Linked DNA regions of Homo sapiens: region 1 is linked to region 2. The links are chromatin contacts, found by Hi-C in ENCODE. All regions are on one chromosome and are shown on one strand. Each heading gives the region's core, a stretch centred on a gene start or an enhancer-like site at or near the end of the contact. The rest is flanking DNA. Distances are from core to core; before and after follow the strand shown.

Region 1 (2,734 bases), core at 32-2,531, 2.5 Mb after region 2:
ATAGTGTCAGGCCTGAGGACTGGTGTCCTCTGCCTTCAATTCACCCCCTACGCTGGACAGTCCAAATTGTCCACCCTCCTACTCCCCCCGCGGAACCAATGTGGCAGTGGCTCCAAGGTCAAGCTGCCGGTACTGTGCGAGGCGGGAGGATGGAGAGGGCAGGGCGGAGAGCCACCTGGGATGAGCGAGGGTCATGGTGGACCACAGACGCTCTTCTTATACGGGCAAATGTTTAATACTTCCCGAGGTCGCCTCTCTGCCATCAAACGAAAACAGGCAAGAAAATAAAACTACACATACGAACATGCAAAGGAAACAAAACCAAAGAAAAACACCAACGCACTCGTTGGGGGAAATCCATGGCCTCCTGTTGCCAGTCGCCCGGCGCGGAAAGTGGACAGCCCAGCGGCCAGTGAGAAGCAAGAGCAAGAAAGCAAACCTTCTGAAGACCCCTCTCCTCGCCCAGCTCCGCCGACCATTCTACCAAGCTGCCCTCCCAGAAAAAAGAGCAGGAAAAATGCCTGTGCAAACGTGCCTTGGCGAGCGGGGAATAAGTGGGCTGGGAAGAAGGGAAGGATTCGGAGAGCACAGCTGTCCCGGGGAACAGGAAGGAGGAGAAAGTCTCTCCCTCCCTTCAGTGCCCCGCGCCCCAGCGAGGAGGAAGATTACTAGTCCAGCAGGCTGCGTCCAGCTTCCTACACAGGAACCTTTAGCATGGGCAACGGAAGGGCAGCCCCCTCCTGCCTTCCCCTCCCCACCCCACCCCCTCGTCCCAGGTCCCCGCCACAGGGAGAGCGCCGCCCGGGAGAGGAGAAGGCCGAGCGTGATTGTCCCGCAGCCCTCGCCTCAGTCGGCGCCGGGGCCCCCGTGGACCCGCGAGGGGTGGAGTGGGCGAGACCATTGGAAAGGCAGGGAAGGGGGGAAACCAGGCAGGAACGAGGGGCGGGGCCGACTAACCTATTCCAGATTTTCCTGTCCCTTTTAAATCTCTGCTGTGGGAGAAACCCCGTTATCAAAGTGGATGAAAAGAATATTTTTTTTTGAAAGGGGAGGAGCATGTGTAGGAGGGCGGGGTGGGAGGAGACAGGGCTTGCGCCCGGGGATCAGACGGGAGGTGGAGTTGCGCGGGGAGGGCGGGCGAGTCGGGCGCCCGCTCTGAGAGTCGGTTTCTTTTCCCCCTCTTGCGTGGGGCGGGGTGGTGCGTTCCGAGTTCCCAGGAGTTCGACGCGGGCGGGTGCCGAGGGGAGGGGAGTGGCGGCGGCGGCGGGCGGCTCCCGCTTCAGCCTCGGCAGTGGCGTCGGCGACGGCGGTGTCGAGGCAGCCGCCAGCGTTCGGCCAAGTGTCAGCCGGCAGCGACGGCGCTAGAGCTGGGAGCTGGGGACGCGCGCGCCGGACCTTCCACAGCCTCCGCCCAGAGCCTGAGGCGCCGGGGCCGGGGGAGCCGGGGGGCGGGCGGGCGAGCGGGCCGGGGGGAGGGTGGGGGATGGCGCGGACCCTGCGGCCGTCCCCGCTGTGTCCTGGAGGCGGCAAAGCACAACTTTCCTCCGCTTCTCTCCTCGGAGCCGGGCTCCTGCTGCAGCCCCCGACGCCACCTCCGCTGCTGCTGCTGCTCTTCCCGCTGCTGCTCTTCTCCAGGCTCTGTGGTAGGTGAACCTCGGCGGCCGGCGTGGGCTGAGGGAGCCGCCACTGAGGGTGCGGGCGCCGCGGCCGGCTCTGCCAGCCGTTCTCTGGAGCAGCGAGGCGGTTGGTTGTGCGAGCGAGTGCCGAGGACTTTGGCTGGAAACTTTTCGCCGCGCCCGGGGCGAGGCCCTGGAAGGGCCAGGCCAGCGAATGCTGAGCCGGCGGCCCGCTGCCCTCCCCCGCGGCCGCGCGGGTCGCCGTGCGGATGGCCGAGGGTTGGCGATGGTGCTTCGTGCGCCGAACTCCGGGTTTGCTCCGGGGACCGTTACTTCCTCGCTCATTCTCTGGGAACCCTCGTAGGTTAAGGTGCCGGGATGCACGTTTGCCGCTTTTTTTCCCGGTGAAACTTGAGCTGTGAGCCCAGAAACCCTAGGGACCGGAGCCCGATGGAATGAAGCCTCCGGGTCCACTTCTCATGGCCTTCCACCCTGGAGAAGGCACCATTTTAGCCCACCCAGCCGCAGAATCCCCTACAGCTAGTTTTCTTCTGTCTTGTGCCCACTCCCCCGGCTCTGCCCTGACAGCTTCTGGAGCTCTCTAGATTGACCCTCGTCCCTGCCCTCCAGCTTGTGGGACGTCTCTCACACTGCCCGTGCTTATTTTACCAAACCGCAGGAACAAGATTTACGTGTTAAATACCTGATTTCATGGACTGTGTGCCCCGGCTGTTCTAACCAAAACAGTCACGCGCCTGTTTCCCATCTCTTGACCCTCGTGTTATGTTACTGTTTTCCTGTCATATTTGGGAGTTAGTCTCTGAGTTTTCTTCCCAGGTATGCCAGACTAGAAGCCTGCTTATTAAGGACTGTGCTAAAAAAAAAAAAAAAAAAAAAGTCTGCCTCATGCAAGAGAAATGGACTTAAGTGGTAATTAATGGGAGGCAGCGATTTGGGAAAATAAGGACACCAGTCTTTGGTGGGAGGAGGAGTATCAGAACACTGCGAGTAGTTATTTATTTGAGGGCTCTTGGTAAGAAAAGTAGAGGGGCAGAACTTAAGCTTGGTCAAAGATTGGTTTTCAGTATTTCATAAAACCGTAAACTGAAGTTTTACTA
Region 2 (2,700 bases), core at 189-2,688:
ACTCCCGACCTCAGGTGATCCGCTCGCCTCGGCCTCCCAAAGTGCTGGGATTACAGGTGTAAGCCCCTGTGCCTTAAATCTCTTTCAGTGCACAACCTTCCTGTTTATTCAAAGAAAGGTAATGCTTCAGAATAGCATACAAAATGCTTAACTCCCGATTTTTAAATTAAACGGACTGCCCTGCTTATTCTGCGGCTTCTGGAGCCTATGCTAATTCAGAAGCAAAGCCTTAAGCATTTAACAGCTAACACCTTAATTATTAGGTTTGCAGGCACTTCTTAAAATAAAGAATGAAAAAGAGAAAACAAATGTACTTAGGAGATGGGCACTTGAAGTAGGGAAAAGAGGAGCACCAGTGAAGCTCAAGATAAGACAGACACATTTAATACAACAGCAGCTTCACTAACAGCTGCTGTTGCTCTACTACTGGAAATCATTTTTTTCCTGTAATATTTTACAAATTTTTGGCACATTAGTCTTTTATCATAGGGTTAATATAATACAATATATTTTAAAATTATGTTCAATTCTACCTTAACAGAGGAAAGCTGTGACACAGAGAGTTAAAATAAGCCTTAATTGAGCTTTAAAAAAATTAAACTGAGGTCAATGTTAGTTTGAATTCCGTAAATGCAAAACAAATGAAAGCAGAAGATTAAGATCCTAAAACAAACGGAATCGTCTGGACACATATCACTAGAATAGAAAAAAAGGCAATTCAGCATTCTAAGATTAAAAAACTGTAAGCAATGTATTTTGGTAAAGAAAAAGGATTACGCTTACTAGGAAGGGGAAGTGCTTCTTAATGTTGAAATAATGTTTTTCAAGTTTGAGTTCAACCCGAGTTCAAGTAAGAGCAGTAAGCAACAAATTCAATTATAGATTACCGAAGGGCAAAACCAAGTTTTAATCATGACTTTCCGTCACTGAGAATAGTTGTGTATTGAGGGCTTGGTTTCGTAGAAAAACCAAAACTAGAAGCAAAGGAAAAGATAAAGTTCCGAGCTTTTTCCGTTACCTACTCGAAACAACCTGAACTTCCCAACCTTTTGCCCCACTCCCGCTTTTCCTAGAGCCTTCAGTGAGCGCTCTTGCCTCTCGCTGCGGCCAGCGGAACCCCGACACTCACTAGCCTTTACCAGTACGAAAAGACAACAGAGGGATCGAAGGACTGTCCTTTCTTTCCCAGGCTGGGGCCGCCACTCCTCGGCCTCACTGTGAAATAAGAATTGCTAGGGGAAGCCCCATCTGTCCTCTACCCCAGAGCCTCTCACCTCCAAGTGCCGCAAAAGCTGAGTGGCGTTCGCCTCTGACTTCACGGCTTTGTACTGACTGACAGTCAGGAGCAAGGACTTCAAGCAGGCAGTGGAGTCCATTGCACCGGCCGCGGCCCGGCTTAGGGACCACCACCGCCCAGCGTGCGCCGGCCTTTAGCTTTCGCCGCGCTTTTTTTGATTTTCGGCCCCACCCCCTCGCTCTCAGAAGCTTCCGGATCCGGTCGGGCTCCGGAAGTCCCTAGGCACCCTAGGGGACCGTTCTCGGTGACGGCCGGGGTGGGCCAGGGGTCGAGGTGATTTGTGGGTCCAGGACGGGGGTTGGGAGCTGCCCCCGCTAACCCACCCTCGTCTGAGAGGCCGCGAGGTTTCGGCCTGAGATCCCGTGAAGGCGAGAAATCTCGCGATTTCTCGGGAGAGGAATCGGTTAGGAGAAGGGGGATTCCTCACTCAGCTGTGCGCTCTGATTTCGTGCGCTTCCTCGTCCTTCATGTTGGATGGCCAGTTTTTCGTTTGTGCGTCATCCTCTACCTGAGAAATGGTCGCTTGCCCCTAGTCTAGACACGGTGAGGAGCTCTGAGGAGAAGAATCTTGGGCCCTAGATTTTGAGGCGGCCTGGGAGGGGCCTCGTTTTTAAATCTCTCCTACACCCGCCCCTTCTGCCCGGGGATGGTAGTTTCTCAGAGTCAACCTATTGGCATTATGTGGCAAATTAGTCATGCCCTGACCAAAGTATTTGTCACATTTATTCGAGAAGACTACCTCCTGCTGACCCTGGGCCAGGTATTGCTCCGGAGGGTGTTACTCGTTAGCGTCAGTTTTTGTAAGTGAAGGTGTCTGTTTCTCTCTGGCATGATTGATTGTTTTATAATTCTCGATGTCTACGAAAATGGCACTATTATTTGCGTTTTTTAAATCGGAGATAGCTTAATATTATTGCATGTGTATGTAATGAAGCGAGTCAGTTACTGGTTTTGGAGCTTTTTGCTTAATATTTCCTAACGTCGAATAAAGCTTTAAAAACCAGGATGTAGAAATTGTAAGAATAGGGTACATTTCCATTTAATTAAATCGTTTATCAGAAATCATGTTTTTTCACTTCAAAAGAATTTTTTTGAATTACTAGATTTTTGAAGACAGGTTTGGTGTTTTGGTTTTGTTTTTTATAAAAGTTTAAATCTGAAAGATAAAAATGATTTAACCAGTTGGGACATTCATGTAAAAATCTTTGGGTAGCTTGTGTGTTCATTTATGCTTTCATTCATTCCGTAAACAATTATAGAGCGTGTAACATGGGTTAGAAACTGCCAGTCAGGGAACAGAGATGAAGTAGTATCCCCTGCTGCGAGGGAACTGTCTAGTAAGGGAAACATACAAAATAGTACTTTTGAAATTCACCACATAAATGAGAGGCACCATGCAGTAA

The links. Hi-C counts contacts between places; a loop is a spot of excess contacts on that map. Pooled maps may share reads with other maps.
Region 1: a pooled map shows a loop between it and region 2 (23-fold over the local background). The contact joins the promoter of NECTIN3 here to the promoter of CIP2A in region 2. A Hi-C loop is called at or near these places in 9 of 50 pooled maps.

The regions. Positions count from the first base shown.
Region 1 is chr3:111,070,535-111,073,268 of GRCh38, forward strand. NECTIN3 (nectin cell adhesion molecule 3) reads left to right here and starts at 1,282. Exons shown (of 6, transcript NM_015480.3): 1 at 1,282-1,643. The coding sequence starts at 1,484. LOC151760 (putative uncharacterized protein LOC151760) reads right to left here and starts at 1,232. Exons shown (of 4, transcript XR_007096272.1): 1 at 958-1,232. RefSeq lists a silencer at 1,010-1,109.
Region 2 is chr3:108,588,000-108,590,699 of GRCh38, forward strand. CIP2A (cellular inhibitor of PP2A) reads right to left here and starts at 1,439. Exons shown (of 21, transcript NM_020890.3): 1 at 1,275-1,439. The coding sequence starts at 1,376. It overlaps DZIP3 (DAZ interacting zinc finger protein 3), which reads left to right and starts at 1,723. Exons shown (of 33, transcript NM_014648.4): 1 at 1,723-1,840. RefSeq lists an enhancer at 1,638-1,917.